Regions from separate parts of the Mus musculus genome. Here region 1 is linked to region 2. The links are chromatin loops, found by intact Hi-C in ENCODE. Cell type or tissue: heart. All regions are shown on one strand. Each heading gives the region's core, and the rest is flanking DNA. Links, peaks and the distances in the headings are about the cores only.

The links. Hi-C counts contacts between places; a loop is a spot of excess contacts. Peaks named below come from ENCODE experiments on the same cell type or tissue, not always from the same donor. Only the 100,000 strongest peaks of a DNase experiment are listed, where the experiment ranks them.
Region 1: a loop joins it to region 2, with 4 times the contacts of the local background. A loop is called at or near these places in 22 of 42 quality-filtered maps.

What each region holds. Positions count from the first base shown.
Region 1 is chr5:64,880,440-64,886,993 of GRCm38, forward strand. Gm31889 (a long non-coding RNA gene) reads left to right here. Exons shown (of 5, transcript XR_001784867.1): 3 at 581-641; 4 at 6,346-6,554. Among named protein-coding and RNA genes, the nearest start is that of Gm31889, 4.2 kb to the left of the region's middle. In heart, for the core only: CTCF peaks have their summits at 3,185 (motif pointing right), 3,385 and 4,037; a DNase peak (open chromatin) is centred at 4,042; H3K27ac peaks cover 762 bases.
Region 2 is chr5:64,956,923-64,963,476 of GRCm38, forward strand. Tlr6 (toll-like receptor 6) reads right to left here and starts at 3,126. Exons shown (of 2, transcript NM_001359180.2): 1 at 3,101-3,126. In heart, for the core only: a CTCF peak has its summit at 3,204; DNase peaks (open chromatin) are centred at 3,179 and 4,049.

The sequences.
Region 1 (6,554 bases), core at 932-4,931, 77 kb before region 2:
GCAGTGATGAGTGAGAGGCTGCCCAACTCTTGTTACTTAATGGAGCTGTCTTCCTGGGTCTAGGTGGGCTCTAACTCTGCTCTCCAGGTTCCCCGGAAGGGTCAGCTTAGCCACTAGGTGGCCATCTTCTAAACTATCATTCTTTATAATCAGCCAAGAGAACAAAAGAAAAAGGCTAGCCCCAGTTTAAGGAGCACAAAGGGCATAGTGACAAGAAAGCTAGTCGATACTTTCCAATTACCACAGCCTCTTTCAGCTCTAGCCAGATGTGCAACAGAGCTATGTTTGGGGAAAATTAGCCTCCTTGAAGTGCATAGGTCAATGGGAGAGAGAGAGAGAAAGAGAGAGAGACAGACAGACAGACAGACAGACAGACAGACAGATGGGCTGTGGATTCCACCTATAACAGCCTTTTCAAGGTAGAAGCATAAATCATGCCCTTTTATGAATTAGCACATCTATAACACGCATTGAGTATCCCTAATCCAGAGTGCTCAGAACCAGAAGTGCTTTTTATCTTTCAGATTTTCTTTCAGAGTTTGGAAATTTAAACACAGACTGTCCATGTTTATGCTTCCAGTGATGACAGGATCTAGGAAAGGGACCTCAGGCCAATCCCCCGGAGGATCATTGCAATTACAGTAAGTAACGTGGGAAGGCCCTAGTTCACAGTGGGCGGGCACTGGCACTCACTGTTCCTTTGTTTCTTCTTCATATGATGTGTGTGTACAAGATATGTGTGTACATGTGTGTGCACGTAGGATGTATGCCTGGTGTGTGTATGTTTGTGTATGTGTGCATATGATGTGTATGTATGACAAGTGTGTCCATGGTATGTATGTGTGCACGGTGCAAGATGTGTGTGTACATGATGTGTGTGAGTGATATGTGTGTACATGGTGTGTGCCTGTATGATGTGTGTAGGACAGATGTGTTCATGATATGTGTGTGAGCATGGCGTGTGTGTATGCATGATGTATTAAGAGCTATCTTACTAGCCCATCCTTTGTTTTTTGACTATTGGTGTAATGTCATCAGCTGCTTCAAGCTCATGCTGCCTTGATTCCCCCACCATGGTGGACCATATCTTGACTGTAGGGTAGAATAAACCCTTTCTCTCTTCAGTACATTATGTAATTCAGATGGCAGAAATGTGTGTGTATGCATTATGTGTATGTGTGTGCATTATGCGTGTGTGCAATGTGTGTGTGTGGCATGTGGTGTGCTGTGATGTACATGTGTAGCTGAGAGGACAACACTGTGGAGTTGGTTCTCTCCTTCCACACTTTAGTGTGGCTTGGGGCATTGGATTCAGGTCTCCAGGTTTGCCTGCCAGTGTCAGTACTCAGTAAGCCGTCCCGCTAGCCTGCCAGTGTCTGTACCCAGTAAGCTGTCCCGCTTGCCTGCCAGTGTCCGTACCCAGTAAGCTGTCCCGCTTGCCTGCCAGTGTCCGTACCCAGTAAGCTGTCCCGCTTGCCTGCCAGTGTCCGTACCCAGTAAGCTGTCCCGCTTGCCTGCCAGTGTCCGTACCCAGTAAGCTGTCCCGCTTGCCTGCCAGTGTCCGTACCCAGTAAGCTGTCCCGCTTGCCTGCCAGTGTCCGTACCCAGTAAGCTGTCCCGCTTGCCTGCCAGTGTCCGTACCCAGTAAGCTGTCCCGCTTGCCTGCCAGTGTCAATACCCAGTAAGCTGCCCCACTGGCCCGTTCTTTGCCTTTTGGCTGTTGACGCAATGTGACCAGCTGCTAAAGGTCCTGCTGTCTCGACTGCCCACCATGATGGCCTTCTCTCGACTGTAGGGTAAGATTAAACCCTTCCTCTCCTACATTGTTTGTGTCACAGCAACAGGAAGTGGAACTGAGTTTCAAATGCATCCTATACTCATGGCCTTAAGGGAACTTTATCCAGTATTTTATTTGTTATTATTGCTTTTGTTATTATTTGTGGTATTTGGGGGGGGGTCAAACTTACAGCCATCCAAATGGTGGCCAAGCACTCTACCCCTATTTATATTTTTGGCATGCTGTCAGGAGCAGACTTCTCCATTTTGGACATTACATTGATGTTCAGGGTGTCAGATTTTGTCAGATGTGGTGTCTCACATCTGTAACCCTGCTATACAGGAGGTTGAGGCAAGACAGGATAGCCTGGGCTACAGAGTAAGAGTTCATTTTAGGAAAAAAAAATAATTCTGGAGCATTTCAGACTTCAGGTTTTCAAATGATAGATGCTCAGCCTGATATAGATAAAGGCTATTGTCAGGTGAGCTCCTGCAGATTAGAGTTAAAAGACCACCTGCTTCATCCTACTTGTCTATTTGTTGGGACAGAGTCTCACTGTGTAGCCCTGGCTGGCCTCAAACTCACAGAGATCCTCCAGCCTGTTTCTTGCTGTTTTGGTTTTGAAGAAAGGGTCTTTCTATGTAGATCGTGACCATCCTTCTGCCCCAGCTTCCCAAGTGATGGGACTACAGGTGAGTACCACCGTGCTGGGCTGACTCGCTGAACTGTGAAGGCCAAATAGGTAAATCCACCAGCAGTTTAGACAGCACACGATACATAGCTGGTGCCCAGTAAAAGCCAGCTCTAATAATGAAGCAGTCCTTGGCTGGAGAGATGGCTCAGCGGTTAATAGCATTGACTGCTCTTCCACAGGTCCTGAGTTCAAATCCCAGTAACCACATGGTGGCTCACAACCACCAATAATGAAAACTAATGCCCCTTTCTGGCGTTTCTACAGCATTCACACACACACAAAATAAATAAATAAATATTTAAAAAATGAAAGCAGTCCTCACCCTTAAAGAGGGATCACTGTCTAGATAATCTCTGTTTGTTTTGTTTTGTTTTCTGGTTTTTTCAAAACAGGGTTTCTCTTAGTAGCCCTGGCTGTCCTGGAACTCATTCAGTAGACCCAGTGATCTTTTAACCCTCTAGGATAATTTAGTTTTAGAAACATGAAGGTGTAAGTGGGACGAAATTCCTGAATGTGTGCTACCACTTCTGATGAAGAAAACCCCTAGATCCACCGGCAGCTCTTCTGAATTAGGGGAGAGGGCACCGTTGGGAGAAGAACTGTGTATTTTCAATGGACACTGTGTGGAAAGAGACCGCAATGGCAGACCTCTGACTACTGCTCATTTTTTTCCTTTTGACCTTTACTGAGTTGTTCTGGTAGCTCATCCTCTTCAACGAACAAGTGTAACTACTGATGTGACCACAAGATGGCACTGTAATCCAAAATTTCACAGAGGAAACCCCCCCCCCCCCCCCCCGAAAAAAAACCCTAGGTTCTTTTAAAGCTTTCTTTCCCCCAGGGTTCCTGGAACTGTTGTGTACTGGCAAGTAGAGCAATCTTGCTGAAAGGAAAGCTCTGGTTCTGTAGGTCTGGGTTGAGCCTGAAATGCTGTGTTTCTAACAGGCTCTCAGATTAGCATCTTTTATTAACTCCATCCCTGGTTCTAGGCCAGTTTAGTTTTAATTTCTCTACTGTTACACCTGATCGGAAAGGAGGGAAAACTAAATTGATGGGGAAAGGACTATGCTCTCTGTCTTTAAGAGGCAATGGGGGGGGGGGGGGAGGAGGAGGAAGAGGGAGAGATAAGGAAACCTGGGCGGTCCAATCCCCAAGACCTGTTGCAGCACACACTGCGCCCCACTGCCACCCCAGCACTGACCAGCTGAGCAGGTGCTCTGGTCAGGGTGAGCTGTGCAGAGCGCAGGGTCCTTCTTAGACCTTTCTGGCACAAAGGATTTATTTGAGAATTCAGTACAGGGTTTACAGTAAACAATGCCAGGTTTTTCAGCTAGCACTCCTAAATTCTCCTGTCAAAAGCTAAGCTAGAGATGCCAGCAGAGTCCATACTGGAAAGAGCTAGCCACAGACCGTATGACTGAATGTTAGAGCAGGAAGAGCCGCTTTGCTGATGGCATTATTCTTACATGCACAATCGTTCTATTTTAATACATGAACTTCTGCTTTCCCAAGTGAGAAGGGCTCTCAGGGAATAGCACGTGAAGTGAAACCACTTCTTGTCCACTAGGGCCCTTTGACTCCAGGCAGGCCCTTGCTTCTTGGCAGACACAGGAGTGTGTAGGAGGGAGAGGAGGTTGTTATCAATGGTTCCTGCTATTCTTCTCTGGCAGACTCTGACTTTCTATTTTCTAGATTTGGTTTTTCTCTCCCACCCCCTCCCTCTCCCTCCCCTTCCCCTTCTCCTCCCCCTCTCCCCCTCCCCTCCCCCTTCCTGCCTCTCCCCCTCCCCCTCTCACTCCCCCCCTCCCCCTTCCTTCTCTCCCCCCTCCCCCTCCCCTTCCCCTCCCCCTCCCTCAACTTCCTGTGTAGCTGAGGATGCCCCTGAACTTCTGATACTCCTGACTCTCCTCTCCTAAGTCCTGGAATTATAGTCGTGTGCCACCGTGCTTGGTCGTGTGCTGCTGGCGATAAAACACAGCCCTTCTCAAATCCTAGACAGTCTAGCCCCTGGGTTCCATGCCCAGCTCCCATATCATTTCTTCCCATTTTGTTTCCTTAACATAGTTTAAAACAAAGTTATATGAATAGCTGGCTCTTGGCTATTTATCGGTCTAGTTTAACCTTCGTCCGGCTCCTTACTCAAAAGGCCACGGCTCCTACTTCTTGGAGGCCTAGAGTAAATTAACACTGGGGGTAATGTTCTCCTCTGTCTTCTCCCCCCCCCCCAATTTGCATAAAGCCTACAGCAGACAGTTCTCGCTGTGCACACACGGGGAAGTAAAACCTGGGCTTTTATCTGGGTGTTCTTGACTTCTCTCTAACTGTATGCATGAGCTGACACGTGAAGGGGTGGGGGTGGGAAAGTGGTTTCAGGGTTGGTCAGACTGGGTAAAAGCAGGGCATCTGGAGCTAAGGATATGGTATGCCCTCCCTGTTCTCCCTGGACGGTGAGGAGAGCTCTGTACACGAGCATCTCGCGGCAGACCGGCCCCAGCACACCCATGTGCAGTATTCACAAGTTTTTGTTTTGTTATTCAACATATTATAGGATTCCCATCAAAATATGATGGCTGAATTTTATTGCATGAAAATTGCAGACAATATAATCATTAATTATAAATTCAACATTAGGGCTGGTGAGATGGCTCAGCGGTTAAGAGCACTGACTGCTCTTCCAGAGGTCATGAGTTCAAATCCCAGCAACCAACCACATGATGGCTCACAACCATTCGTAATGAGAAACAAATTTTAAAAAACTCTATGGGCTGGAGAGCGCGGGCCCAGAGAGAGCAGGGCCAGAGAAAGAGGGAGAGGGAAGAAGAAATAAAATAAAATAAAATAAAATAAAAATAAATAAATATAATAAAAAAATAAATTCAACATCAGATTACGGGGTAAAGACATGCCATACCTTTTTAAAGTTTAGAGAGTTCTCAGCCACAGCTAATACCTCCACGGAGAGAATAGAACTTCATGAGCTTGAACCCACAGTGACACTAAATCAAGAATGACATTTCATCCCCTTTCAAGTTTCAGTGAAAGCTATTCAAGGAATTGAATAAAATTCCTTGGTAAAAGAGCTTGCCAGTCCCAAGATCAACTGGTCCCAACTGGCAGAGTAATTATTGTATTTTTATGTTTAAAATCACATTTATTTATTTATGTAGAGAACAGAAGATAACCTATAGGAGCCGGGTCTCTTTCTACCAGGTGGGTCCTGGGATCAAACTCAGGTGGTTAGGCTTGGTGGCAGTCACCTCCACTCACTGAGACAATTCATTGGCCCACAAGTTGTTTCACACTGAATGCTACTGGGTCACTGCCAGTGCCTTGTCTAAAACGAGTCACATAGCCATTGGGGCAGTGGGAGGGGGAGGGGAGGACTAATGATGTCAAGCTGCATAAACCAAATATTCTCCTCTTGGGGCTGCCCCTGTGTGCATGTCCCCTGGGGAAAGTACAGGGCCGTGTGTGTGTGTGTGTGTGTGTGTGTGTGTGTGTGTGTGTGTGTGTGTTATATAGTTTCCCACGTGTAGAAGCAGTTTGATTTAAAAACATGCTTTAATCTGAGTGAACCCCCATCAGGGGCTCCCCTAGGAATCCCATGATATACAAATGAAGAAGAAGAAAGAACAGTTACTTGTGTGGGCCTTGGTCTATAAAATGGTTGCCGTGCCAGGGCAAGGGCCTGACCTGGCTCCCCAGCGTCTGTGGAAAAGCCAGGTGCATAGGTGCATTGCTGGTCTACAAAGTGAGTTCCAGGGCAGTGAGGGCTACACAGAGAAACCGTCTCGAAAAACCAAAAAATCAAGATATTATATATATATATATATATATATATATATATATATATATATATCCTTCTTGTTCTCAGCTTCAGGTGATCCCACACCACATCAGCCAGCAAGAACGGCCTATTGTCAGGCTGCCAACCTTTAATGGAGATTGGACATCAACCTCTGAGAAGACCCCTGGAGGAGTGCAGAAGCTACAGCGGGGAGCTGGTTAACCCTGAAAGCCTTTAAGGGAAGAAGGGAGGAAGATGAAGATACATATGGGTCTGTGTTGGGGTCAAGAGCCCCC
Region 2 (6,554 bases), core at 1,639-5,638:
TTTTCATTAATCAGGGTAGTAAGCACTTTCACTGCGATCCCCAACACTTGGATTGTACAACTAGACTCACAATCCTGCAAAGAACCAACTTCACAGTAGCAAGGACCCAAACTCACCCGGGAAACAGATAAAAGAATAGGACAGATGACATGCTGTCTGTCCTCAGAACAAGGTGAGAGTCTGAAACAGAAAGGAACAGACTCTTGAAAACTCCAGTGATTGAAATGGAGAACTCTTTGGACGAGCTGAATCATAAAAATAGCCCCATTGAGTGGGATAGAAGACCAAGAAGGGAATTTTCCCTAAGGCCCACCATAGGAGGCCAAAGAGAAACCACAAAAGAAGTGCTAGAAGGTGTGGAGACCAGATCCATGGTTACACTCTGGGAGAATGGGTCCAATCCTCAGAGAAAGAAATTGAATGCCCCGGCAAGGAGGTTCCAGAATGAACTCCTAGTGGCTTAGTGATAGAGGACTTGTCTAGCATGCTTGAGGTTCTATGTTCAAGCCCTAGTACTATCAAAAAAGAAAGATAAAAAGAAGCAAGGCAGGGGCTGGAGAAACGGTTCAGTGATCATGAACACACACGTTGTTCTTACATGCCACTCCCAGCACCAGTAGGGCTGACAAAATGCTCAGACATATAACAATGAACAAATAGATTTCTTAAAAGAAAAAGAACAAGTAATTAGCAAAAATGTAGTAATGTTTACTGCTGAGCCACAGCAAATATTGATGACAAATATTTTTAGAAGAAATTGGGACTTAACTTTGCCAAGGATTATGAAGGAATGATTAGATGTTGGGAGAAAAAAGGAATGAAACTGACGCATGTTGGGAGTTCTTGCTTGATCGAGTGGAAGCTCTAGGTATCAATAAATTCAAGATGTGAGGAAATTATAAAGTTAAGTGTGGGAACAAAGCAAATGAGTCTGAAAAATTAGCGTAGTTCCACTGGGTAATGTGGTAATTTATGTAAATTCCTTTAAAATTCGCTGCTCTTTACTTCAGCAATTCCACAGCTGAGCATTCACTGAAGGGATCAGTAGAGGTCCACAGGACGGTGAGGTTGTGGGGATGCTCACACCGTGATAAAAACCGTGATAAAAACCGGAAAGATCAGAATGGCTAGGGTAGAAAATGATGGTTCATTCACAACGTGGCACGACATACAGCCTCGGTCACTGCATTAAAAAAAAAAATCCTGCAATATAGCATTAAGTGACCGGAAGGAAGGTTACCACACTGCACACCCACCAAGACTCTAATTTGTAAGAATACAGATTAGAGCATCTCAAAACCCGTGGGGGAAGAATGTGAAAAAATTATGCCTAATGCAAATAGCAGTGATGTCAGGATCAGGGCTTAATTTAATTTTCTTTTTTACAGTTTCAAGTATTTCTAAAATTTCAAAACTTTTAACATCTTCTGGGGTCTCAGGCTATTATCTCTTACAATCTTGTAAAAAGCCGTCTTTATTTGATGTGCCAGGGTGAAGTGATATGGGGGGAGTCCCCCATCTCAGAGGAGGAGGAGGGGGGAAGTTGGAAGAGGAGCTGCATGAGGGGGCACTGATAGGAGAGGGAGCTGATATTGGGATGTAATGTAAATGAATGAGCGAATTAATTAATTAATTAATTAATGGGAAAAGTTGTCTCTAACAGAATTTCAGCTTGGAGTGTGGAGGCGGGCATAATGTTCCACTCCGTGCTGAGGCAGTTGAGGGTTGCCGGGAGAAGAGGAGCCCTTGGTAAGCCTAACTCAGTCCAATATAAGGCAACATAGCCAAGAGTACATGGATAGCACAAGTTGGATTTGATGGGATTGGACGGGGGTGGGTTGGGGGGACACTCAGGTGGGTGGGTGGTTAAGAGTTAGGAAGGGGCGAAGAAAAACACAGTGTTCAAAATTCTCAAAGAACTAATCAATTAAAGCTCTCTTAAAATATACCCCGCCAAAAAGTTTTATATGCAAGCATGCTTGTATTATTTATGATATAAATACACACATAAAGAGGGCCCAACCTCTTCAACAAGGTGGCAGAGAATGGACATTCACGGATGAGGTCCCCTCCTACAAATCCCCCTCCCCCACCCCCCGAGGGCAGCTTACGTGTCTATGTTCAAGGGACTGTCATTCATTCAGCTGCCATGTCCCCCACATGGATATGCGCGTCCTGGAAGATGCTCAGAACCTCGAGATGTTCCTAGGGTGCACATTCTGGCAAACAGCCCCAGACTTTAATGAATTCGTAGGTAGCATGGGTGGGACAAAGGGGAAGGTTTATTTATTTATTTTAAAGGAAGTATGAGGAGACAATAAGAATTTGCTTAATACATCAAACAGAAAGTGAAAGAGAAAAGAATAGTCAACCACAAAACCAAAAGTGGTGGCGGATGGAGGGAGCGCCGTAAAAACTAAAGCTATGAGAAAAGGGGGGTGGGGGGGAGGGTTGTAATCAAGTCAACACAAGCACAAGAGAAACCTGGCTCTGTCAAACTTTGGGTTTGAAGGCCAAGTGCCAGCTTCCGGCTGGATTCAAAGTTACAAAGAGTTTGGGAATCTTGATCTCAGTCACTTCCACCAAATGTTTCTTCAGATTCTTCTGTGGACAAAGGGCACGGCAAAAACTAGCGCAGCGGAAACGAATTCACATAGGAGGGACAGAATTAAATCCTTCCTCCAAAACGCTCATAAATTAGTGAGAGGTACAGACTAATAAAAGATTATAGTACCACGTGATGAGGAAACAGAACACTGTTTTTATACACACAGCCCAGTGTGCTGTCACGACCACAAAAGACTACAAAACTTCGTGAAAGGAGAAAACAGCCCAAACCAACGGGACAGGAAAAGTCACAGAAGTCGACTCACTTCCTTGGCTACCGCTGAAATGCCAGCTGTTGTCTGTCTACCCGAAAGTCACAGAAAATTCTTAGGTAGTCCAAACGACAGCCACGCTTTAAAACACCGCCACAAAATCGTTTTGTAAAAATTTCAAAGAAAGGTTACCTATTTCCAGCACTGACGGTACCATTTTCTTTCTCGATTGAAATATCAACGCAGTAATTTGAAAAATCCAGAAAAGCCTTCTTACTTACCAAGACTTCCTTCTCCGAATTTCTCTGAAAAAATAAGTTGCTTGACCAACCCTAGTCCTAAGCCTGGGAACCACGGTACTTAGGAGTGGTTTGGCGTCATCTCTTGGTACTCGTTGGAATTACCCCGTGTATAAAACCCTTCCAAAGCAGAGGGGCTCTGAGCTGCCGTCTATAAATCTTTGCTTCAATCTTTAGATTCATATAAACAAGCAGATTATGAACATTTTGGTGTTACTACGAGTATTTATTTAAGGTATGTTTTGTCTGCTTTTTGGTTTTTATTTTTGTTTAGTTTTGTTGTTTGTTGTTTGTTTTGTTTTATTTCAGACTGAATTTTAAATTGCCACCAGGATAGAAGTTAGGAGATTCAGTTCTGTGCTGTGACAATCCTTCATATTTCCCCTACAAAATCACCACTGTCATTCGAGCAAGGTTTCAGCACCTTGGGACTGACAGAGATACTTTAAAAACAAAATAAGCTTAAAGCTCATGGCGTGCTTTTTGGAAAGCCGGTTTTCAAGAGAAGTTTCAGTGTCAATACACATTTAGCCAGCCTCGACAGTTTGTCAACATTCACTACTACTGGGAGCTTCAGTTCTTAATTCGGGAAGAGCAAGCGATGCTGGTCTTCTTCCACAGCAGCTTAGAACTTGGTTTTCTAAAGACTGTTTAGAATTTGAGAAACACGTTTAGTCAAGGCTGAAAGGCAAAGAGGATGAAGGGCAGACACTTTGAGCAGGTGTCCCTGTATCCCGGCTTCTCACTCGATTAACTAGATGATCGTCTCCTAATTGATCTCTCTGGCTACCATCATCTCGTCTTTGAACAAAAAAACAAAAACAAAAAACTACCAAGACTGTACGTTGGCCAATGATAAGCTGGAAATCACTTCTGCTTTCGGGAGGAAACGAAGAAGAACATCTTACTGCTCATAGTCACTCAGCAAACATAAGAGGAAGTCTTCTCCGAACTGGGGAGGCTCAGCAAGGAGTGATGGGGCAAAGCTGGCAACTAGTGTGTGGAGGGAGCGAATGAGTGGAGATATCCAGACCCGACTGGAGACCTAGGCAGAGGGGAGAGGAGCCAATGAGATGCAAGGGATGGCAGGCAACACTGGGCCTGCTTCTTAAGAAACCACATGATTCAGAGGTATACACACAAGCTTGAGCAAGCACGCACGCACGCATACAGGCACACACATACGTGCGCCTAGCATTGAAGAGCGGTCACATGACTCACATCTCGGTTGTATTGCACAGTAATGATGACCTTTGGGGATGCAAGTGCTACTCCTGTTGAAGCTGTCACAACTCTAAGGGGAAGGGTAGAGCCAACCTAATTCATGCAACTCACATGGAAGGGACCACATGACAGGAAAATGAGCAGAAAAGAGAACACATTGGGCTGAGTGCCTCGCTTAGCCAACTGTGTAGCTTTGGGCAAGTTGTGTAACCTCACTGAGATTATTTTTTCATCTACAGAACAGTCAGAGTTGTGATTTTTTTTCGAGGGATGATAATGAATACCAAGCAGCTGGAATGATAACTGACAAAAAAAGAAGCCACAAGAGTAGGAGATTTGGATTCTGTGAAAGCCATGTTTTCACATGGGAAAGTAGAAAGATCATAGAGCATTGAGATCACATGAAGCAAATCAGGAAGCAGAACTATGGCCTAGCACGCATATACAGGGCTCGTCTTCCTGCCAGCTTTACTCTGGGCATTTTACAAGTACTTACCAACACTCATAAAGGTGCTGGGAGATAAGTGTTCTACCCCCACCTCACACTGGTTCAGGAGTAGCTAAGAAATGGACTGGTCAGGGGCAGGCCGTCCCAAGACTGTGCTCAGCATCACAGTGTGCCAGGTCCCAAGTCTCACATAAGGAGACACCGAGAGGTAGCCATTTGACTCAGAAGCCGGAACTCAGGTTCAGAGTCAGAAGCCGATGGATGCCTGCGGCCAGAAGGCAGAGGGAGCACCACCCTGCCTTCACTTCCAACTGTCTGATTTCTAGAGCCATAAGAGGAACACATTGCTGTTGTTTTAAGCCACGTGGCTAAAGGAAATTTCCTATATCGGCCACAGGAGACTAGTAGCATTATCACATGCATATACTGGAACACATACAATGCTTTTCTTCAGAACTCTTGTCTTCCAGCATAACTAAGAGAGAGTCCCATTCACCATGTTATCCCCCTTTGTCCTTTAAAAAATACCATATATGATGTTTCATATTTTATGAGATAGCATCTTACAAGTGGGTCTCATATCGTCCTGCCTCGGCTCCCCGGTGTTGACATTGCAAGCATGCGCCACCCTATCCGATTTTATGTGTTATGCTACTTTAATTTTTTTTAAATGTCACAGTGGGATAAATAAGATAATATAGCCTAAAGCCAGTTAATATCCTGTCGCAGTTCAGACAGAAGGAAAACATTATTAAGTACTGATATTAAAGCTAACATTTGCTGTTGAATTTGTGGGGAAGACAAACCACGGACTGAATTAAAATGGTATTTGTAGTGCGTACAACCATGTAATGGTATCCAAACTATGTCAGGTTTTCCACACATCAATAAAAATGTGACTGAGAAACCCAAAGGGCGGGCACAAATTAAGCCAAGAATATAATCGGATGGATTGGGGGCGGGGCTAGAAATGGGTCTAACACGAGAAAGCACACGGCGAAGCATCCTCACTGCCTGTGGGAAGATACAGACACTACTCAGTGCACACTCCTGAGATAGACAAAGAACAGGACACTCAGAGATACCAAGTATGAGTCAGAATGTTAGAAACAGGAGCTTACCAACACTTCCCGTGCTCCCAAATTGTTAAAAAAGGCTCAGAGGAGCCAGATGTTGACACCATTTTTGAAGCTCTTCTCATGACTCTTGGTGTCATAGGAGGATCTAGGCACTGAGACCTGCATACTAGCCTGGTGTCTGGCTCCTAGCTGCATCCTTATAGGACCCTGGAGGCATCTGCCCTTGACTTTCTGATTTCCCCATCTCTGTCTTTCCTTCCAGCATTTGAAACCAGTCCTTGAAATCAATCACCAACTGATCTCAACCATTCTGCCTGATGTTTCAGGTTTGGTGTTTGGTTCACTAAGTTGAGCACCAGCCCTTCACTAATTCAGGTTTTGGTAGTTGAATAGAACACCCCTGATTGTACCCGAGATGCTGTTAACACCAGCCATGATCTGGCTTGTAAGCATTCTGATTTCTATTTCTAGCTCAAGTCTTTCCCTCTGATGCCAACAGTTCCCCAGTCTCACTGCACAGAAACATCATGGGCCACCCCTTCATTATACCTCTACGTTCGTTCTCAGCGACCTCACTCCTCTCTTCTCAATCCAAATTAAGTCACTGTTTCCCCAGGACCACATTGCCAGAGTGACTTAACAGAGTTGCCAGTAAATATTGACACTACCCAGGGCTGGTCTCATG